Linked DNA regions of Homo sapiens: all the other regions are linked to region 1. Evidence: chromatin loops called from intact Hi-C (ENCODE). Cell type or tissue: PC-9. All regions are shown on one strand. Region 1 overlaps OSBPL3 (oxysterol binding protein like 3). Region 2 has its middle 49 kb from the start of OSBPL3. Region 3 overlaps OSBPL3 (oxysterol binding protein like 3).

The links. Peaks named below come from ENCODE experiments on the same cell type or tissue, not always from the same donor. Only the 100,000 strongest peaks of a DNase experiment are listed, where the experiment ranks them.
Region 2: it touches region 1 in a loop (9-fold over the local background); 9 of 110 quality-filtered maps call a loop at or near these places.
Region 3: a loop joins it to region 1, with 6 times the contacts of the local background. A loop is called at or near these places in 21 of 110 quality-filtered maps.

The regions. Positions count from the first base shown.
Region 1 is chr7:24,815,587-24,823,586 of GRCh38, reverse strand. It overlaps OSBPL3 (oxysterol binding protein like 3), which reads left to right. Exons shown (of 23, transcript NM_015550.4): 17 at 3,349-3,412; 18 at 6,899-6,977. Among named protein-coding and RNA genes, the nearest start is that of GSDME, 62 kb to the right of the region's middle. In PC-9, CTCF peaks have their summits at 2,122, 2,966 and 3,176 (motif pointing left); DNase peaks (open chromatin) are centred at 1,976, 2,576 and 3,136; H3K4me3 peaks cover 772 bases; H3K27ac peaks cover 3,857 bases.
Region 2 is chr7:25,025,410-25,033,409 of GRCh38, reverse strand. No RefSeq gene overlaps it. Among named protein-coding and RNA genes, the nearest start is that of OSBPL3, 49 kb to the right of the region's middle. RefSeq lists an enhancer at 4,091-4,592. In PC-9, CTCF peaks have their summits at 1,606 and 1,810; DNase peaks (open chromatin) are centred at 1,059, 1,779, 2,209 and 4,679; H3K4me3 peaks cover 971 bases; H3K27ac peaks cover 6,267 bases.
Region 3 is chr7:24,903,154-24,911,153 of GRCh38, reverse strand. All of the region lies in intron 1 of OSBPL3 (oxysterol binding protein like 3), which reads left to right. It also overlaps the pseudogene SNRPCP19. Among named protein-coding and RNA genes, the nearest start is that of OSBPL3, 73 kb to the left of the region's middle. RefSeq lists an enhancer at 325-474. In PC-9, no CTCF peak of the experiment used is centred here; DNase peaks (open chromatin) are centred at 3,063, 3,373 and 4,989; H3K4me3 peaks cover 1,282 bases; H3K27ac peaks cover 3,694 bases.

The DNA.
Region 1 (8,000 bases):
CTTAATGATGTGTCCTGGCTTTGGGGAGGGACACGAGCCCTGGATCTGGAAGAGGATGACATAGGTTTGGAGTGCTACCTTTATCACTCATTAATGTTGTGGCATTGGGGAAGCTCTTTGCTGGCCAGAACCCCTATTTCCTAATTTATAAAATCAGGCTCACCAAGATACAAGGCTGCCCTAAGAACTAAGTGAAAATACACTCATTTTAGAAATCTATATTTTGATTTTTTAAATGAGTGTATTTTCACTTAGTCTCTTTTAAATGAGTATATTTTCACTTAGTCTCTGCCTAATCCACATCAGTGTATGATCCTGGACAGTTTGTATGTGTTCTTTTTTTAGTTGGCCGAGTCAGTGGAATCAGCCTTATTTCACAGATGAGGTGACAGAGGCTGAAGGGACTGAAAAGCTGTGAAGGTCATACAGCCAGCAGATGATGTTGCAGTCAGGGCCCAGGTCCATGGAACAACAAAAACCTTTCCCTCGTTCCCGGACACTAGTGCAGCACATGGCAGATGCTCCAGAAATAGGAGGAAATATACAAAATAATAAGCTATCAATGTAAATCTCCCCAGAAAGCTTTGTAAAACTCTTAAAAGCAATGTGGGCCAAATAAACCATTCCCAAAGGCCTGTGTAAGCCATAAAGAAATAAGCAAAGTTACTGATATTTGAAGGTTGAGACTTATTCAGAAAATGTGTTGAACCCATCTAAACATAATCTGCTAAACATTCATTCATTATCTAACACAATAGTTTAAAAAAATCAAGGTTGGGTTTTTATGAGATGTGTGTATACTGTAGGGGTTCTCTTGTAATTCATATGGATGTATATTTATCCCTGTTTTATGGGGTTTAAAATTATTACAGAAGAGGCGTATGGTTTTTATATACTGTGTTTACATTCGGCCATACCTGTAAAGATGCCAAATTCTTCATCAAAGCTATAGTGCTCCTCTCCCACATTGCTACATTGTTTTTGTGGGATGAATATAATCTACTTCATAATAATCCACTTTAAAATATGTTTACATTATGGGGGAGAGGAACATTTCATAGCTTTCCTTCCATTTCATAGTGGGTCATGCCAGCTGGGGTGGAGAAGTGGGGAGTGGGGATTGTCTTGAGCTGATTAATGGTTATTATTATTATAGATAGTGTCTCACTATGTTGCCCAGGCTGGTCTTGAACTCCTGGATCCTGGGCTCAAGGGATCCTTCTGCCTCAGCCTCCCAAGTAGCTGGAATTACAGGGCTATGCCACTGCACCTTGATTTTGTTTTATATGATCCCATGGTTTCAAAGCTAGCTCCGTTGTTTTCATCGAAAGACAGCTAGTGAAGAAAAGGAGAAGAATGTAGCATTTTTTAATATAAGGTATCTCCAAGTGGTAGGATTTTTTTAAAAAAGATAACTGGATATGGTGGCTCACACCTGTAATCCCAGCACTTTGGGAGGCTGAGGTGGGAAGATCACTTGAGGCCAGGAGTTCCGGACCAGTCTGGGCAACATAGCATGACCCCATCCCTACAAAAAGTGAAAAAATTAGCCGGGCGTGGTGGCACACACCTTTAGTCCCAGCAACTTGAGAGGCTGAGACAGGAGGATCACTTGAGCCCTGGAGGTCAAGGCTGTAGTGGGCTGTGATTGTGCCACTGCACTCCAGCCTGGGTGGCAGAGGGAGACCCTGTCTCAAAAAAAGAAAAAAGACAACATCAAAGGAAATCAGAGAGTTACATTATGGGATTAGGTTTCTAAGTCAGTGCTTGAAGTGAAAGTTGCCCTTGAAAATCCCACAGGCACAGAAGGGCTCACGTTCTTAGGAGGCACATGGGAACTAAGACAAACCAAAGAGCAGCAGATTTGAGTCTCCTGCTTTGTATTGCAGCTGGCGTTGGTGTTTATTGAGGAATCTGAAAGATGCCTACATGATTTACGTCTTTGTCTCTACCTTTCTTTGGCCCACACTGGTACGGCTGTAATCCCATGAGTCACATCTGGGTGTGGCGTGTGTGACCACATCCTCCCAGCCGTGCAGTCCTCCTGCTGGAGGCCTGGCATACAGAAGTAGTTTTCAAACCATGTTCCTCAGCTGAGGGTCCCAAGGAAGGTGAACAGCTGTGGATTTGTCACCCACTGCCCTCCCTTCCTCCCCACCTGTTTATCTCAAGCAAGGGCTCAGTATTCTGGGTTCTTGATAAGACGGGTCTGAAAACTGTACAGCTGCTTAAAACATTTTTTTTCTTCTTTTTGCAAAGTTTGAAAACCAGTGAGGTAAACCAAAACTGCTGGGACTTACCGCTACCTCTTCCCTGACTATTGGTGTGGCTTGGGAAATGTTACTTTATCTTTCTGGTTTCAGTCTCTTCGTTTATAAGGTGCAGGCTTTGAGCTAGATACTCTCAATGTAAGACACCTCTGTTAAGAATCAGCTACATCAGAGAACTTTCTGGAAACACCCTTGGCAGCATTACTGTGGTTTCACCAGTGCTGAATTAGAATGACAGCATATACACCTCTCAACGTTCCCTGAGTGTGACTGAGATGAGGAAATAGAGGGAGGAGCCATTTTCTCTTCAGCCTCTTCACTGCTGAATAAAATGAGTAATGACCCCTTGCCAAAGGGCACTCTCTGCTCCAGGGGATTCTCTTTTCTGGAATGAGATTACTTATTTGCTTAAGATAGTTTTATTAGACCAAAAATAAATAAAATTTCTTAACAGTTGACTAACATTTCCTCAACAATTGTGTTTACCTTTTTTTTTTTTAATAGAAACACTCTTTTTTAAAAAAATTACCTTGCATTGGTCTTCTTGTAGGTGATTTGAAAAGAGGCTGGACTTTATGATGCAGAGTTTTCAAGAGTTAAATTGGCTGAGCCCGAGGAAGAACATTTTGGGTTGCATTTAAAATACTTGTTATTTGATATCTTAATTAAAACATCTGCAGCTACTTTCAGAACAGCTAATAAGAGATGTTGACATTGGTAGCCAATGTCAGATTATATGTTATGGATGAGCAGTCCTCACATGTCTCCGTTTTTATTTTTATGTCTTTCAAAATGCGCCTCTATCCTCATCACTCGCCACCTGGCCGCCCTCCCACGGAGGCTTCTGGAGGCTTCCGTTCAAGGGCCTTCCCCTCAGCCTTGACCAATCTGAGCAAGTGGGAGCTGACTGTATCAGGAGCGCCCTCTTGAGGACACACTTGATGAGGGAAACTAAAGAAGTTTTTCCTTCAGTTCAGCATTGCACGCTGTTACATCTCAGTGCAGGGGAGAAAGAATGGATTTCATGAGACACAAAAGTTCATTCATTTTTTGTTTTTCTGTCCTTTGTTTCCATCAGGTCAGCCACCATCCGCCTATCTCTGCGTGTCATGCTGAGTCTAGAAATTTTGTTTTCTGGCAAGGTAATGTGCTAATACATTTTACTTCCATCATATTGTGTAATATGTTATCTATTTATTTTATCCAAGAATTGCTGTCAATTCTTACTGAGATCAAAAGTGGTCCTTGGATTTGGGCCTGGTTGGAAGGATCTGCGCCACCTGTTCTTGCCTCTCATCTCTCACTTAGTTTATCTGAGCCACCTCCATTTATTTCTGTAACTTTATCTTATGTAAAAATCATTTGAAATGCCTCACATATTTCAAGAGACATTAAATATTTACAGTTGTTTATCAGAGTGTAGACAGCAGAGGGGTTTTCAGCTTTTGTCAAACTTAAATTTTATTTCTGAAGTCGTGTTTTACATTGCTTACTTCTTTTCATTTTTGAGATGATTGTTCCTAAAATTTTGTTCAGTTTATATTTTGAGTTGGGGTTGGGTGGGTAAATCTTCTAAAGAATAAATAAGGCTATAGATATTTCCTAGATGGATTAATTTTGTTAATCTCTCAATTTATTAAAAAAAAGTGTACTGTAGAAGGAACATATAAGCATCCTAGGTTTTTGGACAGTGAGCACATATACATTTTAAAAATATTTTTCTCTGCTACTAGTGATATCACACGTTACCTTTACACACACAGGCACACACACACACGCAGTCTATTAAACTTTAAAAGTACGAAACAGTATACTGTAACCCCCTTCCCCAGCCACTCAGTTTCTCTCTTTGGAGGCAATCAGTATTTCCAGTTTAAAGTGACAAGTACCATGGTTTTCTTTCTTCACCTTTGCTATTAAAGTTTAAAATTAAAACTGCTCTCTCACCAAAACCCTCTGGAAATATTCTCATAAGGTTCCTAGCCTCCTAATTGGTAAATCTCACTCATGCTATAAGCACCTCTTCTTTGTTTTTTCAAAAGTTGGATTTTTTTTTTTTTTTTTTGAAATGGAGTCTCAGTCTGTTGCTAGGCTGGAGTGCAGTGGTGCGATCTCGGCTCACTGCAACCTCCGTCTCCCGTGTTCAAGTGATTCTCCTGTCTCAGCCTCCCGAGTAGCTGGGACTACAGGCATGCGCCACTATGCCCAGCTAATTTTTGTATTTTTAGTAGAGATGGGGTTTCACCATGTTGGCCAGGATGGTCTTGATCTCTTGACCTTGTGATCCGCCTGCCTCGGCCTCCCAAAATGCTGGGATTACAGGCATGAGCCACTGCGCCCAGCCAAAAGTTGGATTTTTTTTTAATGCGAGGGGTCTTCTCAAAGTAGTTTTGTGTGCTCCTGTGTTACATCCTTCCCTTCTCAGCCTTAGCATCCTTCTCCTAGGCCATACTTCCCCATCAGCCTTTTCCTGAGCAATCTACCTATTTCCATGGGCCTAGGATTCCCAAATCTTGCTTTGTAACCCAGCCTGACATTTCTCTGCCTTTTATGTAGGTTGTGTAAACCATTTCCGTTTGTTGTGATTGTAGATGTAGCTGGGCTTAAATCTGCCCTCATGATGTTTCTTTTCTGTTTGTCACATCTGTTCTTTGTTCTCCGTTTCCTCTTTCTCTGCCTTTTGGATTGAATAATTTCTATCATTCTCTTTCATCTCCCCTGTTAGCTTATTAGCTATACTTACCTGTTTTGTTTCTTGTTAAAGTTGTTACTTTAGGATTTATGTTATATATTTTTAATATCATCAAATAATATTATGCCAGTTTCATATAGTGAGATTTACAGAAGTATACTTCCATTTTCCCTTCCCAACCTCTCTACTATTTTTTCATACGTCTTCTGTATATCATAAACCATGTAGTACATTGTTAATACTTTAGCTTTAAACAGCCATCTATCTTTTTTTTCTCTTGGTAACAATTTTATGAACATATAACTTATATACCATATCATTCACCCGTGTAAAGTGTACAATTCAATGGTTTTTATTCACAGAATTGTGAATTTAATAAACTGTGCAGTTATCAGCACAGTTAATTTTAGAACATTTTCATCACTCCAAAAAGAATCCTCTTTAGCAAATATTATCCACCCCCTCTGCCACCTGCCCCATTTCTCTCAATATTCCCCAGCCTATAAATGTGCCTGTTTGGGGCATTTTATATAAATAGGATTAAACAATATGAGGCCCACTGTGCTCGCTGGTCCCAGACCCACCTCTCTCACCTGGACCCCAGCCAGGGCTCCCCACTGTCCCCCCTGCTTCAACCCTGATTTCCCTGTGATCTGTAGATCCTCAGTGCAGCAGCCAGATGGGATCCTCTTGCTGTTCTTTTTCTATTTCCTGGCTTCTCTGTTGGTACCACCATTCATTGCAAGTTAGAGAAATCTGACATTGTTCATAAATTCGTTCTTTTTCAGTCTGTATCTAACTTGTCACCTAGTTGACCTAGTGCCTATTTCTTCTTCTTTAGTATTTCTGGGCTCACTCACTTCCCCGCGTCTGTTGTCTTGGTTCCCTTCATCCCGTTTGTTATCCCCTGGGCAATTGCAGTAGCCTCTTAACTTGTCGCCTTGCTTCTCCTCTCTCCTACTCCTGTTCCATTCTCCATATGGCTTCCAATTGCCTTTGCAAGGTCCATGTCTAATCACATCAGTGGCCTGATTATTTCCACTCAGTGCACACAAACCAGACTCTTAGCCAGGCTTGGAGAGCCCATTGTTTTTCGTTTTCAGTTTTGTTTTGTTTTTTTTGGCAGAATCTCACTCCATCACCCAGGCTGGAGTGCAATGGCATGATCTTGGCTCACTGCAACCTCCACCTCTTGGGTTCCTGCCTCAGCCTCCTGAGCAGCTGGGACTACAGGCACCCACCACAACGCCCAGCTAATTTTTGTATTTTTAATAGAGAAGGGGTTTCGCCATGTTGGCTGTGCTGGTCTCGAACTCCTGATCTCAAATGATCCACCCACCTCTGCCTCCCAAAGTGCTAGGATTACAGGCATGAGCCACTGCACCTGGTTTTGTTCTCAACCTTTCTACTCTTCTCTAGATAAGACAATCTGAGACCTATAGGACAGAACCACACTATTTGACTGTGTTTTCCTATACTTCCGTCCCCTCAGACAAGCTATTTATTTGGCCTTAAATTGCTTTTTCTCTGCCCAGTGAACTCCTGCTTATTCCTCAAAGCCCCATTTAGATGGCCCTTTCTGACAAGCCTCTTCTGATGCTTTCTCCAAGCATATTCGTCACTCCTTCTTCTCAGGTTTCATTTTACCTTATAACACACTCAGTTATAGCCTGGGCCTCTCTGTGTGCTTACTACTTGTTTTCACTTCTCGCATTCATGGAAAGGACTTTATCTTATCATTTTAGTTTCCCTGATTCTGCTCCAAGGGCCCATATGGGGTTGGTACTTATATTTTATGAAAAGTTATCCTATACAATAATTGACTTGATTGTGAAGAGGTTGTACTATATAGCGATTGATCATTTATCTAGCCTAGGAACTATTTCATCTACCTACCTCTCCTGCTAAAAATGTAATATTTGGTATTTCATTTCAGATGTGAGATGGAAAAACAAATTCTGGGGCAAATCCATGGAAATTGTTCCAATTGGCACAACCCATGTGACTCTGCCAGTGTAAGTTCTTCTTCTGTGGTTAAGGAGCTTTATGGAATTTAGGGCCAAGATTTTGCTTTGGGGACAGGATGCCCACCCCCGCCCCCGGCAGTTGCATTGAGTGTGTATTTTTTCTTTTAATCTGTCTGACAGTAGGTTTAAATGTTCCTCCTTTTGGCAAGCTCACTTTTAAAAAATGTTTCTCCCTCAAATGGAAATGCCTCCTGGAGACCAAAGTTCCCTGAATAGATGCTTATTAAAAACTCATTTCCACTTCCTAACAAGATTAAGAATGGTGGTTTTAGCTGGGCGCAGTGGCTCACATCTGTAATCCCAGCACTTTGGGAGGCCAAGGCGGGCAGATTGCTTAAGTCCAGGAGTTTGAGACCAGTATGGGCAACATGACAAGACCCTGTCTCTAGAAAAAATACAAAAATTAGCCAGGCATAGTGGTGGCACGCACCTGTAGTCCCAGCTACTCAGGAGGCTGAGGTGGGAGGATCATTTGAGCCTGGGGAGGTTGAGGCTACAGTGAGCTGTGATCGTGCCACTGCACTCCAGCCTGGGTGAAGGGGTGAGACCCTATCTCAATTTTTTTAAAAAAAGTGTTTTTCCTTTATTATGCTGCTTTGCTATCAAAATCCCTTTTAAGAAAAGTATGGCCTTGATCTGATAGGGATGATTGATACTTATTTATAAAGCAAGATGCTTCTGAGCAGGGACTCTGAAACTGGACTGCCGAGATTCACCTGCTCACTCTGGCACTTACTAACAGCGAATCCCTGGGCAAGTTACTTCACCTTTCTCATCACCAGTTTCCCCATCTAGAAAAAGAGAATAATAAACCACCTACTTCCTAGGGCTATTGTGAAGATTAAACAGATAATATACATGAAACACCTAAAATAGTACTTAGCACATTGCATATGTTTTGTAAGTATCTGGTCTTATTATTAATACCATTTTCCTCGTAATTATTGAATTCCATAAGTAATATCTGAATACTTTCTCATCACAAAGGATGCAGGCAATGTATGTTTAGCA
Region 2 (8,000 bases), 210 kb before region 1:
GTCCACACTGCAGCCTGACAGATCCTTCAGACCCCTTTCTTTAAATCTATAGCAAGCAACAGTTGAATCAGAACAAGGAACAGCAGTTACCAGGGGCCAGGGACTAACTGCAAAGAAGCAGGAGGGAATTTCTGAGTGATGTGCTGTATCTTGGCTGTGGTGGCTACTCAATGAGCCACACACTCAACAAAAGGGCATTTTACTGTTTTTAAATTATACCTCTGTGAAGTTGATTTTAAACCAACAACTTTGTTTGTCTTGGGATGAAGGCCAGTACCCTTGCTGTGACCCCATCAGGCCCTGCATGACCTGCCTCTTTCTCATGCCCCCTTCTGGAGCCCACCCCTGCGCCCTCCACACTCAGCACTCTGCCCTAGCCTTGCCAGGTTTCTTTCTGTTGTGGGACTCCACGTGCCCTGCTTCTCATCAGGAACTGTGCCTATGTGGCTCTTTCTGGCCAGGATGCTCATCCTCTCTCCGCTGTCCACTTCACCAGCTGAGTCCTGCTCATCCTGCGGGTTGCAGCTTAAATCTTAGATCCTGCAGGGGCCGTTCCTGGTTCCTCCGGCTCCTGTTGCCCCCCACTCACACTTCTGTGCAACACTGAGCACATCTGTGAGCAGCTATTCGGCATCTCTCATGCCCTCTACACAGTGTGCTTCATGAGGATTGTTTATTCACCAACTCTTCTTACTACCTAGCCCAGTGCGTGACATGGTAAGGGATTAACAAATATTTGTTGAATGCATAAACCTATTTGAGGGTTTTAAATAGATTTAAGGGAGTTGATTTGTGTGTGTGTGTGTGTGTGTGTGTGTGTGTGTGTGTGTGTGTGTGTTTAATAGAGATTCTCAGCTAAGCGGTCTGAAAATGTCTGGGGCATCTGTTTCTCACAATGACTGAGAGGTGCTATTGCCATCTAGAAGTCCAAGGCCGGGCATGCTAGATGTTCCTCAAGCCTCAAGGCAGCTTCCTTGGGAAATGCTGTTTTAGAAAAACCATGCTACCTGTGCTGGGGTACGTTTGTGCAGGATGGAGGAAGAGGAAGGGGAGGTTGAAATCAGAGTGACTGGCTAGAAAACTATGACAATCATCCAAAACCAGGAGTGGCTGGTGACAGGGGAGGAAGCCTATACTGGGTAAAATAGAAGCAGGATGAAAAGAGCCAAGGGGGCAAATTGAGGAGTATTTAGGAAATAGAACCAACAAACCTGGTGATCAATGGGATGAGAGAGTCACCCTTTGAGGAAAGAGAAGCGATGTAAACATGAAGGTGGGTGAACAGGTAGATATAAGATGTGTGGCCTTAAGCAGTTGACTTAGCCTCCATGTGTCTAGTTTCCTTCCTTGGAAAATGAGAGAATACCCACATCACAGGGCCGTTGTAAGGACTACATTAATTGAGTTCATCAACATAAAGCACTTGGAGCACTGCCTGACACATAGTAAGCACTAGATAAGTATTTGATGTTAATAGCTGTAGATATAGGAATACATAGGTACAGAGAATAGCAAGAGATATATGAAGGGAGGGAGGGATGGTGAAGAGATGGACAAATGCCTCCTAGATGTGGGAGATGAAGGTAGGAGCATGGTTCCCAGAATGTCTTTGCAAAAGCAGTCACACATTTGAGTAAATCTAGCCACACTCTCCCCCTTCTCCTCTGTCCAGTGTCCAGGATAACAGGTGCTCTTTGTTTTGTGGGACAGACCACAATGACTAATCAACACCAGACCACTGCCCCACATGAGGCAGACAGCAGGCAAAGGGCTGATGTGACAGAACTGTGCTATGGCACCCCCTGCAGATGGCCCTGTAAGGCCCATTGGGCAGAACAGTCAGAAAGGGCTCCAGCCACCTTGGTTCAGGGCACTCACAGGGACTGCCAAACAGCTTCATACTTCTCAACTCTCTCACCTTTCTTGTTCCGTAAACATTTTGTCATATGCCCACTTTCTCCATTCTGTTGTAACATTTATCCACACATGATAAATGTAGGAGTCCATGAATATTACCTAAATCAACACTGACCTGGGAATCAGACCTGTGCTCCAGTGTGGACTACGAAACTAATTGTTAAGCCTTGAGCTGGTTATTTCATCTCTCTGCCTTCAGTATTTGCATTTGTAACCACACAGGGCAATGCCTTTTTGCCTGCAGATTACGCCTGAAGCTCCGTGCAGCCCTCAAGTGCATGGGTCTTTGACTTAGCACCTGCAACCTGGGCAGTGTCTTCTCTCAAGTTTCAGTGTGAGTCATTCCTCGGCTTCCTTGAGTTTAGGCGCTCACTCCTCTATGCTCCCAGTGCACCGGCTATGTACCTGAAAGTGCATTACCCTCATAGATTTGTTCACATGTCTATCTCCCCAAAAGGCTGTAATACCTTTAATGCAGGAATTACATTTGGTAAGTTTCAGAGAACAGAATCCACTCTAACCGGTTTAAGCAGGAATGGATATTAAATGGCTTGTAGCGTCATTGGGAGGGGAAAAGAAAGACTCAAGATGAAGCTTTCAGGAACCACTCACGGAGCTACACTGCTGAACTGGGCCACTAAAGGAGAGCTGCTAAATCTTTTGGTATCAGGAAGTCTCCAGCTTGACAATTGCCCCACCATTAACACAATGAGGAATTAAATTCTTTCTACACATATCTCACAGTCAAATTCTCAAAAGGAGCTAGAGTCTGTTTAGCTCCCTCGTCTCTGTATGGATGGTATTTCTTGCACCAGGCCACTCCCTAAATTTCGGACCAATTTAGAGATTGTTTGCTCTTGGGTTAGATGCTAAGTGTGTCCAAAGAGCTTCAGCCAAAGAAAGTCAATTTCATCTGGTACAAACATGGTGAAGGGTCATTGGGGATGAGAGTGTGGCCAACACATTTCCTCCTTCCTACTGTTAAGGAGATTAATTTTCCCATTATCAATACAGTTCTTCAGTGGCGATTGGTGACAAGTCGATCATCTGGTTGGATATCAATTAAATTAAAATCTGCTCTTAACCCTAATAGTCTCTTCACCTAATGCCCGACACAGAACCACAACCGCTTTAACGAAACAGGCCAAGATCGTAGAATCTTAGGACTAGGAAGAAATTCAGGGGTCATAAAATCCAGTGCTTACCGAATACCACTTTGTAACACATAGAGAAAAATAGGACAATGTAATGAGTTTTATTTTATCTAAATGAATTCAACGTAAAGACCTGGCTTTATTCTGGGATTTTTTTTTTTGTTGTTGTTCTCCTATTTCTTCAGCGATATATAGCTTTTGTTTGTTTAGGCTTTTCTTGGCAAAATAAAAATTGGGTTTTCCTTTGGGAATCCTCTCTTCAAGTTTCCTGTTGCTTTTTGATCTTATTCTGTTCATGCCCTCAAAGGCCTATACCACAGCTTTACTGTGACCTCGTGTCACTGTTTCTTTGTCAATTTCATCCTTTATTCCCCATCACCTATCAGGACATGGACTCCAGCCTCTCAGCACACCGAATTTGTGCCTGAGTGTGTGGTAAGACCTCAAGATAAAGGTTTGTCTTCTGTGATTCTTTGTCACTGCTTCGTCCCATGTCACATCTCACAGGGAATTATTTTGACACTCTCCCCTTATAAATGAGGTCCAACTCATTTGTGAGAACTTGAGCTGTAATTTGCAGTTTGTCGTGGCATGTTTTATCTACTTTGACTCGGGTTGTTTCTCTCCGTCTTATCATTTAACAAGTACATAGTCTATTTTTACTTCTCCTAACTCTAGCTTTTATTCCACCTATCCTTCGCCTGATATATTTTCCAGGACTTCTTTTTCTGGAATGATTTCTCGTTATCTCACTTATCTTAAATCCAAACTTAGTCTTTAGGTACAAGAATCTGTGACTTTTTCTATCCATTCACAAACATTTACTTATTGATGATTTCTTTTTAGGTTGCTTCCTTGGGCCGGTGAGCTCTTGGATCCATTTCTTGCCCTCCCCCAGTTCTGCCTTATGTCACAGGGCTGTGTGACCCCATGCAGGCTGGGCTTTTCAGGGCCCTGAGTCCCTTGGTTTCCAGCTGGGTTTGTGCAATGGGAGACTGGCTAGGGGGGCGGGGAGAAGCTCAGGCTCCAGCAGCCATGTCTCTCCCCACTGGTCTCACCACTGCCAGGCAGGCCCATCAAGGTCCCAGCTCTGATGACACCACCTGTCACCCAGGTCCCCTCAGCCCAGCAGCTAGAGGGCTTCTTGGTGGTGCTCAGCTCTGGGGTGCACCCCTTACCCTAGCAACCACTTCCCTGCATTGATCTCTGCTCTGAACACTCAGAGAGCTTTCTCTTTTCCAGGTTAGACCCTGACTGACATAAAGGTAAATTCTCAGAAGTTTAATTGCTGCATCACAAACTTTAAGACTTTAAAAGGAAGGTTAAAGAGATGTCTTTATGCTTTCTTACTCTCCCCAAGGCCTTTCTTCCACCTGTAACTTTCTGAGCAAGCTCAGGGCCCTTCCCTTCTACCATCTTCTCTGTTTACACATCTCAGCCCCTGGGCATTGGAATATCTGTCTGATCACAGTTCATTTTTTAAAATGATAAACAAAGCAAAGAGGTGAGATGGAAAGTCACCACTTCCTGTGGTAATTGTTATCTAGGCTTTCAGAACACGCCTAGGCAAGTGGAAAGAATAAGCAATTATCTGCGTAATTCAAGCAAACATTGACTCCCCTTATTTGACATGAGTGGCTAGTGGAAGGAAGGGAGAAGTGGAATTAATTACTAATGCCTTTGAAATCTCAGGAATTAGCTAGGGAGTTGCTGAACTCACGACGTCATTTTTTCACGACGTCATTTTCTATCGGGAGTCTGGTGAAGGAATGGCATCTGGCTGGCCATTTCAACGATTTCACCAAGTTTTGAATTTTGGCAGGACTAAGTCAAAGAACAAAGTGACTTTTGTGGTTTCTGGAGCAGAAAGACTTAGTGACTTTGACTCAGCAAGCCAGATGAGAAGGCTCCAGGCACTGCCTCCCCAGGCATGGAGATGGCTGCCTATAAATCTGAGTTACTGCATTTTTCACTTGCATCAGACAGGGCCCTCATTAGAAACAAGGCTACCATCAAATTTGGGTCAAGGTCTGGCTTCGTGTTGTGATTTACCAAATAAAGACTATCAACTGTCTTTTTCAGGCTGCTGATTTATCTTTAGCTTTCTCTGAATTTGTGACTCTAAAAGACCGTGCTTATTTGGCAATGTAACATAATCACGAAAATAAATTGTATAGCAAGCCATTCTTTGAATGCAGACATAGGGAGGCAGCTGCGGTGGAAAGAGCCCTGATCTTGCAGTCAAGAGATCTGAGTTTGAGTCCAGACCTTACTACTCACTAGCTGAACAACCACACTCAGCCACCAAATCACAGTGAGTTTCTTATCGATTAAAATTAAGTGCTATGAAAGTGAAGAAGTTAACATGAAAGAGTAACATACAAGCACAAATTAATATTATTATTAAATTCTTCAGTTCCATTTTTTCAGTGTTGGTTATGGACTGGTGCTAACTCTCCGGCTACTTGCATCCTTTCATTAGCCCATTGTTAAAAGCAACGGATGAAATAGCAGGCGTGTCAGGGTAGCTAGTCAGGGGCTACCATTGACATGGCTACACGGGGACCAGGGTCTGAAAGCCACAGCTAAAGTAACCCTCTGTTTGATAGTCGGGTTTCAAAATTATAAACTGAGAGATCCTAGTCAGGCTCAGATGGGAGCACATCCCATTTCCTCTGCTTCCTCCCTCAGCTCGCCCTTCCTGACTTCCTGTGAGTGCCACTATTTGGACATTTTGAGGTCCTAGCAGCTCTCCTCCCATACAGCTGTGGGGACAGGCTACTCTCAGCAAGCCAGACCATCTCAGGCCGACTGGACACAGTGAGCATGAACACAGTGAACAATCTTTTAAAACAGACCCAGAAAATAACATGAAGCCAAGAACAAGGTAGATACCATTTGCAATTTAAAGTGTGATATCATAGGAACAAAAGCGTTTTGACTGTCACTGAAGCTTTGTTTTCCCAGGCCAGAAAAACTGTGAAAGAACAACTAGAAATGAATGTACACGTATTTTGTTTTGTTCTGATAAATGCTGGATCAGAGCACATTGCCTCAACTGTCTACATCCTTTCAGTCCAGAAGAATAGCCAGCAGACATCTATCTTCTCTGCAGGATGAGAAACTAAGTTTCACGGACATTCTTCAGAGGTTGTTTTCATTCCTTTTTTTTTCCCTTGAGACAGAGTCTCGCTCTGGCACCCAGGCTAGAGTGCAGTGGCACCATCTTGGCTCATTGCAACCTCCGCCTCCCAGGTTCAGGCAATTCTCATGCTTCAGCCTCCCAAGTAGCTGGGACTACAGGTGTGTGCCACCATGCCCAGCTAATTTTTGTATTTTTAATAGAGACAGGGTTTCCTCATGTTGGCCAGGCTGGTCTCGAACTCCTGGCCTCAAGTGATCCACCCACCTCAGCCTCCCAGACTGCTGAGATTACTCCAGTAGGATTTTTCTGAGTGTTCCTAGGTTTGTGATCAAATATTATAAGGCCATGAAAATGGCATTGATCTAGGCTTAATGAACTGATGAAACAAACACTTATGGATATCTTCCATATGCCAGGTGCAGTTCTAGTCAGTGCACTGAAAATACAGCAATGGATAAGAAAGGTGATCCCAGACCTCAAAGAGCTTATATTCTGGTGGGGACGGGGGGAGGTAGATAAAAAAGTATACAAATAAACATGCAATATAAATTCTAGTAGCAATAAGTTTTAGTAAAAATAAATAAATATGTAAAGCCTAGAAACTTAATATTTATAGTAAGTATACAAGAAAGAATTTAGAGACTATTTTAGATGAGGTTGTCAGGGTAGGTATCTCTGAGTGACATTAGAATTGAGACCTAAATGAGGTGAGGAAGTGGCCTCTAGGGCTGTTTGTGACAGGAGGAGCAAACTCTAATAGGATCAGCATGAGCTCCTGAGGTCGGTGTATTTGCAAAACAATGAGGCAGCCAGGGTGGCCACTCAGAGTGTGATGGAGAGAGCGCTAGGAGATGGGTCTGAACCCAGCTCCTACTGCTAAGTAGCCACAGGACTTGGCTCGATTTACTTAAATTCTAGGTGCTATGGATTTCTTGTAATTATTAAGGTTTTTGATAGCTATTAACAGAACCCAATTTTGAGCTAGGTTAACTAAAAAAGAGAATGTATAATAAGTATACAAGAATGCCTCCCAGAAAGCAAGGGCAGGAGACCATCTAGTCCTCAGGACAGAACTAGAACCAGAACTAGTGGCTAACAAGACATCACCACCACCCACAAAGCAAGACTTTCACTCTTTCTCTCACCTTTATTTCTCTCTTAATGGCATATTTCTTCTTTTCTCTCTACTGTCCAGCTTTATCTGTTCCTCTGCCAAGAGGTACCTCCTATAACATCTGAGTTGGCCCATTTAGCCCAAATGCCAGCCGTTCCCCTGTCCAGCCCCTGTTCTTGTCTCACACAAGCATGGACACAGGGCTCTGCACTCACCAAAACATAAGAGGCCCATCTGACTTTACTGAGGAGTTCGCAGGACAATGCAGGGGTTACCCTACATACTCCCAGGCAAATTCTTCAAACCCATTCTCTGCCTCCAAATCTTCCCAGCAGCACCTCTAATTAGGGTTCTTCTCTTTTGCCCCTACTCTAAATACGTCATCCAGTGTGCTCCTGGGTCACCCCCTTCTGCACCCAATTCCACCAGGCTCCTCAATCTCTCAACCCTTCCATGCAGGGGCACCAACTTTCTCCTGGCTTCTACAGCTGGATGTGAACACTCAGCATTGCCTGTCCTATCTTGGGAGTCAGCAAACAAAGATTCTCCAGACCAGGACCCAGTCTCTCAGAGGGTTAACTCACTCACAAGTTACAGTTCCAGCCCCTGCTATCACTGAACCTTGATTCCAAACTCCTGGAAGAGAATATCTGATTGGCTTACCTCATGC
Region 3 (8,000 bases), 88 kb before region 1:
AGCAGACATAGGTCTGGCATAAGATGCTCAAACAAAATTAAATACCAAAATTAAAGAAGGCAGTTCTGTGGAGTAAATCTGTCATTTCTGGATGCAAGATTATGTTAGAGCAGTGGCTCAACCCTTGCTGTGTATCCAAATCACCTGGGAGTGTCTCAGGATGCCCTTGCCCTGGCCTCATCCCCAGTGTCTGGACCAGTTAGTATGAAATGGCACCAGGCTTTGGGATTTTGTAGAAGCTTCCCAGGGTGATCCTGTCACGCAGCCGGGGTTGAGAAATGTTGCAGGAGGTGCCCCTCCCGACCCAGCTCACAGCTTTGTCCTCCATGCTTCTCTCTACCTAGTCAAGCCCTATCCACATCTTCACGGCTCCCTGCAGGCCACCTCTTCCTAAGCTTTTTCTCACAACTCCAGCCCCACTGAGCTCTTCCCTTGTGACTGCCCATAGCACCTACCAGATGGCCCACCCTGGGGTGTGTTCTGGCTTGTTTCATTTGTGACATCTTATCTCCTTGATCACAGTGGTTTCCTCCTTGGATTAAGTTTCTGTCACTTAGTTTCCATCACTGAAGGGTTAGCACAGCAGTGGACACATAGTAGTTACTTTATAGGATATATACTGAATTGAGTTTTCATCAGTGTGCCTGTCTTCTTTTTGCCACCTGTCTTTCCACTGTAGCTTCCTTTATTAGCCCACATTTATTCATAAGTATTTCTTCCTTGTAAGGTGTTGAAGGACAAGTAAGAGTAGCTAAGCTGCAGAAGGAGGAGGAAAACTCAGCCCATTTCTGATTTCTCCATTCAGGAATGGAGGAGTTGTCATAGGACCTATGGACTCATCTCTCTCCATTCAGAACATTGATTCATCCTGATCTGTAGTGACTCTTGGGACCACGTGGGTGATAAATGCAACATGAAAGGGGCTGGCTTGCTGGAGAAGGTGAAAATGATTTGAAGATTGGATGTCTACCATCTATCCTATTTTGAGCATTTGGGATTATTTCAGGCCAGGGTAATACACACCTTCAAATTGAAAATAGTAGCTTTCGGCCAGCCACGGTGGCTCACACCTGTAATCTCAGCACTTTGGGAGGCCGAGGCAGGTGGATCACCTGAGGTCAGAAGTTCGAGACCAGCCTGACCAACATGGCGAAACCCCATCTCTACTAAAAAGTACAAAAATTAGCCGGGCATGGTGGTGTGTGCCTGTAATCCCAGCTACTCATGAGACTGAGGCAGAAGAATTGCTTGAACCTGGGAGGCAGAGGTTGCAGTGAGCTGAGATCTGAGCTGAGATCACGCCACTGCGCTCCAGCCTGGGCGAGAAAAGCAAGACTCTGTCTCCAAAAAAAAAAAAAAAAAAAAAAAAAGAAAGAAAAAAAAAACAGTAGCTTTCCTTATTTTGTCAAATAATGAAAAGGATTCTTACTGCCATAGGTTCCTGTTTCTGGCACAGGAAGCTGGCCAGGACAGAGGTGATTGGCAGCTTTCTGTTAAGACGTACAGAGGTGACCTAAGGTTCCTAATTTGAAGGCATGCCAGCTTCTTAGGGCCAATGTTATTTGTGCTATACCTGTGTAACTGAGAGATTCAAAAATTAGGTAACTTTAACACGATTAAAGTTTATTTCTCTCTCATGTAACTGTTCAGATATTGTTATTCCTTGGCTGGCATGGTGACACTATGGTCTTCAACCAGTGTGTCTTTCATTTCTGGGTCCAGCTATCACCACCTCCCAGCTCTCAGGAATGGGGAAAGGGCAGGGAACATGTGTATCTCTTTTTAGGACCATGACCTGGAAGACAAACAACTCTGCTCACATCTCATTGGCAGCCCTTAGTCACAAGCCCCTACCAAGCGGCAAAGAATGCTAGAAGTGAAAGCCTCTTATTAGATGCCCATGAACCACATTAAAACTCGAGAGTTCTATTATTAAAGAAGGGGAGAGTGGATATTGCTGGATAACAAGCCAAGGCATGCATGCTAACTTACCAAAATATCAGATCTATCAGTTATCACCCCGTTCACTGGTTTGGGTAAAAACACTCTAAATGTCAAAAGAAACCTCAAATGTATCATGAGTTCTGTGAAGTCATGGTAGAAAAGTAGAGAACTTGAGGGGGATGTTTGATGTCTCTACTTTTTGGGGAAAGGTAGACCATGTGCTTGAAAAGGACACGCAAAGTAACTACAGCACAGATAGTGTTGATAAGCCGAGTTTGGTTTGTGGAGCAGGCTCTTGCCATCTTTTGAGGACAAGTGTGTTTGGCAAGAGATTTGCTAACTTGTTTAAGAGAGTTGAACTGAAATTTGATGGGAAGGAAAAAACGTTAAAACTTGATTGGCTAGAGAACAACCGGCAGAGCAAAGATAAAAAGACCAATAACAGAGGAGGAGAACATCAGTAATTTCTTTTTAAAAAAGCCTGGGCAGCTGGTTGGTAAAATACCTGCAGCTCTTTGCCATTGTGCAGCTTATGAGAATGAAGCAAAATAAACTTGAAACATTAAAACTTGGATATAGATAGCATCACTGGATCTGTCTCACCACGGTTAGCGTGGTTCTCGTGACTAGAATATGATTTTAGAAGGGGATGTTTTACTGTAAAGAAGCAGTCTTGGGGAAATCTAGACCTTAATGATGAATCCCTGGGTAAAGAGGGCATGGTAGGGAAGAAAGATTGTAATAGGATCAGTATTATGGATGGCCAGATAGAGGCTATGGAGGGCGCTTTCTTCTCAGAAACTGAAACTTTAGAATGAATACCACATGTGCTGATAAAAAGGAGATTCAATCAGATAATCACCCACTGGATGTTTCATTCGGCTAACTTCTGATAAACTCTTGACTTGTTTTGCCGATCATTTAATTTTTAAGAAGACTGAAAAAATAATGCAGAGAATGATAGCTCTGGGTTTCTTTCTGAGCCAACAAGGAAGCATTAACTAGTGATAGAAAGTGGCAGGAACCAGGAAATGAAATCCCCAAAGAAGGATGCTTTGGGCATAACATCTCTATGGTACTAGAAATATTTGAAACAAGTCAGAGAAAAGAGAGAAATGATGTCTCTTGTGGCCAAAGACTTAAAATGGCAAGGAGATCTCACAAGGAAGGAATAGCTGAAATATTCTGAAATACATAAGTAATCCCAAATGATTCCAGTGAACAGTAAAGACAGAAGTCTCCTATGGGAATAAATAAATGTGCTCACACTGAGAACTCTTTCCTTGGCTCAACAAAGATTGCTACCAGTCTTTGTAAATTACTTTCCACAGAATGTAGAGGTGAATAAAATGCAGTCCCGAGTGAGATATAGACCCAACATCTAGCAGTCAGGATATGAAGAGTGAGTCAGAGTGCAGGAAACGTGACTAATACTTTCAGGTAGCGCAAAAGGAAAGCAGAGTCCAAGAGGAAACAAACGCATTTGGGGTGGGAGAGGGGTTGAGAAAAGGCTTCATGGAAAAGGCAATGCTGAAAGTGATCTTCGGAAGATGGAGGACTTTGCCACAGACGGAAGAGAGAAAGTGGGTTAGGAGGGTGCTCCATAAAGAAGGACTCACTAGGAGAAAGGGAGAGTGCAGAATACAGGGTATGTATATATGAGTTGTTAGAGATGAAGTTTGAGTGATAACAGCCAAAGTGTAACTGAGTGATGTCTGGCAAGGACTATGCTGAGTGTTTTACATGCATTATTTTAGTCAATCTTCACAAAACCCTGTGAGGTTAGTACAGTTATTCATGCCTGCTTTCACATGACGAAGCAACTCAGACATTTAGCCACAGAGTGAGAGGTAGATCCAGAGTCCAAAACCAGTGAAATGCAACTATGTAGTGGAGGGTTTTGCCTGCCAGGCCTTGCTATTTTACTTAAGCTTGTAGGCATTGGGAATTTGGAGCAGGGGAGAGCCTGGCGATAAATTGAACTAGGGAATGGATATAAGGATTGAAGTGCTGGGAGAGAAAATGTGGAGTCAGTTGCAGGGCCTAATGGTGGTCTAAAATGGATAGGTTGTTTTGAGAATAGAAGAATATAAAACACATTGGGGGGTGATGAGGTCAGTGTCAGGGAGAGAGAGAATCTACACTACTGGGGGCTCTGGGAGAGGGAGTTTGGTTGGATTAATAGAGGGTGGGTATCTTAATCAGAGTCAGGGAAGCCAGTGGCAGGTATTAATATCAGCATGAGGGAGTAATGAGCATAGGCTTGCTGTTCCAGTGATGAATCCAGGGGCCAACACCAGGCTGGGGACTGGAGTGTGGGGGTAGGGAGCAGTGTAGAGGCTTTACTAAGGTAAGGGGCCTGTAAAGATGATCAAGAGCTGAAGTGCATAGAGAGAAGTGGATGAGGGACAAAACTTTGGTGACTGCCCATGGAACTGGGAGAGAAAAGGAGACAGTAAGCAACACTTTAAAGTTAAGAGGTATCAGCACTCCTGTGTTCACAGAAGCACTGTTGATGATAGCCAAGATGTGGAAACAACCTAAATGTCCATCAACAGATGAATGTGTGAAGACACTGTGGTAGGAACAGAGTGGCCAATGGCCTGGAGAGCAACATGTCCATGTGTGATTGTGACTACTGCAATAAATACCTCACTCATGACTCTTCATCTGTGCAAAAGATACTCTACAGTGATATCTACAAAGAGAATATGAAAGACTGCTGTCAGAATGGGGTGGAAGAGCAGCTCAGAGCCTGATGGACGAAACAATGGCTGCACTTCAACAAGGAAAGGTTCCTCCTACTCCATTCTCTGCCTCTCCCCAGCAGGGGCAATGATCCCACCTCCTCGCAAGTCTCCCGGCTCCTCTTTGCCCTGGTATGATGCCTGCACCTCCTATAAGTGGCCATCCCATGATGTCAGTGATGGGTTCTCCTCCTCCTGGGATGATGCCAGTGGGACCTGCTCCTGGAATGAGGCTGCCATGGGAGGTCACATGCCAATGATGCCTAGGCCTCCAGTGATGGAACCTCCTACCTGCTCCGTGATGATGCCTGCTGAGCCCAGAATGACTCACTATGCAGATGAGGACAGGAGGGAGGCCTCTTTATATTAGTTTCCTATTACTTGTTCTGCTTCACCAGGAGATCATGGTGCTGTGACTCTGGGTGTTTTCTTTTTTTTTGAGATGGAGTCTGACCCAAGCTGGAGTTCAGTGGTACAATCTCAGCTCACAGCAACATCTGCCTCCCAGATTCAAGCAATTCTCCTGCCTCAGCCTCCCAAATAGCTGGGATTACAGGTCCCCGCCACCACACTTGGCTAACTTTTGTATTTTTAGTAGAGACAGGGTTTCAACCATGTTGGCCAGGCTGGTCTTGAACTGCTGACCTCAAGTGATCCACCCACCTCGGCCTCCCGAAGTGCTGAGATTACAGGCCTGAGCCACCACGCCTGGCCACTGGATGTTTTCTTAACAGCATGGCAAGGAAGACTTACGCCCTCTTCCTATCAAAGAGAATAGTTTTGGAGCCCACACTCATCAGTATGGAGTCATGACTCTTAGCCCTGGACGCGTGTCAGAATGTCCTACGGAGCTTATTCCACTTCAATCATGGACTCTGGGCTGGGGCCTGGGCAGCAGTGTTTTGTAAAAGCTCTTCACTAGTTTGCAGCCAGGGTTGGTAATAATTGATCTAGACTTTTCAGAAATTTCCTGTCTGTTTCTAATAATCTTCACAGAATCTACCCAATTTTCATTTTCTGATACCTATCTCACTCTCCCTCATCCGGCATAGCTTACTGTCAGGTCCCATGAAGACTGAAGTCATTCAGTCCCCTCATCTGTTTGGGCTAAATTGGTATCCAGAACCCATTTAGCAGAGCTGGGTGCACATTTCCTATCTCTTCTCTGTCGTGGGTTTCAAGTTTGTCTTCTCTGTGGTTATTTTATTCTTTCCCGTTAGTACGTCTCCTTGAAGAAAAAAGATGGAAAACAACTGGGATTGGAGCAATCCTCTTGACCCCCGATGCTTTGTGAAGAGTTTCCACACCCAGAAGCTTATCTTCTATTTGTGCATCTGGCTCTGGCTATGTGTCCACAAAGCCCTTTAGTTTTCACCACTGCTGTTTGCAAGCCTTGGGTTGCTCCTGATACCAGTCCTCCAGGCATTATTCCAGCATGGTTGTGCAACACTCCTGATTATGAGCCTGGCAGTACACTGTTCTAGTTCCTCTTAACTTTATTCACACACACACACACACACACACACACACACACACACACACACCTGTATATTATGATCAGAACACTTCACTGAAACTCTGTATCCATTAAACAATAACTGGTATTCTCCCCTCCCCCCAGCCCCTGACAGCCACCATTCTTCTTTCTGTTTCTATGAATTTGATTATTTTAAATATCTCATATAAGTGGAATCATGCCGTATTTGTCCTTCTGTGACTGGCTTATTTCACCTAGCGTAATGTCTTCCAGAGTCATCCATGTTATTGCCCATTGTAAGATTTCTTTAGTTTTTTACAGCTGAATAATACTCTGTTGTATGTACAGCTGTATGGGGTACTGGTTCGGTGATCGCCACAAATACCAAATTTCATGGATGTTCAGGTTCCTGATATAAAATGGCAAAGTATTCGCACGTAACCTATGCACATCCTCCTGTATATTTAAACTATTTCTAGATTACTTACAATACTTAACACAGTGTAAATGCTATGTAAATAGTTGCTGTACTGTGTTGTTTTAAAATCTGTATATTTTCATTGTTGTATTGTTATTGCTGGAATACTTTTGCTCTGTGGTTGGCTAAATCCACGGATGTGAAACCTGCAGATACTGCGGGCTGACTGTATATACCACATTTTCTTTTCACTGAAAGAGTTGACAGTTACATTTTAACATTTCAACTGTACTTTTTCTGTCCCACTTCTCCCCTCCAAAACTACTGTCTTTGTTAGGAAGAGGGAGTAAGTCTTCCTTGTCATGCTGTTAAGAAAACATCCAGTGGCCAGGTGCAGTGACTCACACCTGTAATCCCAGCACTCTGGGAGGCTGAGGTGGATGGATCACTTGAGGTCAGGAGTTTGAGACCAGCCTGGCCAACATGGTGAAACCCCATCTCTACTAAAAATACAAAAATCAGCCAGCTGTGGTGGCATATACCTGCAATCTCCGCTACTCGGGAGGCTGAGACATGAGAATTGCTTGAACCTGGGAGGCAGAGGTTGCAGTGAGCCGAGATCTCACCACTGCACTCCAGCCTGGGTGACAGAGTGAGAGTCTGTCTCAAAAAAAAAAAAAAAAATTGGTGGTGAGAACATGGTAGCCAGTGGGGAGGACACAGCCTGATGAAGTCAACCCTACAGCAAAACCCACTGTCCTGAGTGATGTCTGTGGTCAGGGGTCAGGGGACATGTGCCAATAGTGAGGCCCATGTGACCAGGAGGAGGGACTCAGCATTGGAGCAAAGCCCTCGGCATTCAGGTATTGAGTGTTGGCAGACACAGGGGTGGATGTGTAGCAAACAACTTTCTCTTTTTTTAAGGAAGATGTCAGACTTCTGAAAAGTCCGCTTGAGGTATTCATCAACATATCTATTTGGTGATACCCTTGTGAACAAGGTAGAAAACCAAGATCTGAGTCAATAGCATTTCTTCTGGTGAAGGATAGGGTTACATTTGCATAGAAATCATTTGGAAATTATCTTTCCCTTCTTCTCCCAATCTGCCTGCAAGTGCGCTCTCCCAGGAATCCTATCAGCTTTGAATTGTCTATCGGTGAACTTCAAAAGGCTAGTAGTAAGCAACATTGGCCACTTGGGTCTCTTGATCTCTTCCTTTCTTCACTGGCAAGTATCTTTGATATGTGGCTTTCTGATTCTGTGAGCTAGAGGCTATTATTTGTGAGTGTGAGTCCACGCTTTCCTCATTTTTCACTTGTTCTAAGGATGTCTGTGGCCATAGGAACTGTCAAGTTGAGGCTGGGAGCCACAGGGCTCACCCAGAAGATGAAATGGAAGGCATCCTAGTGTTGGA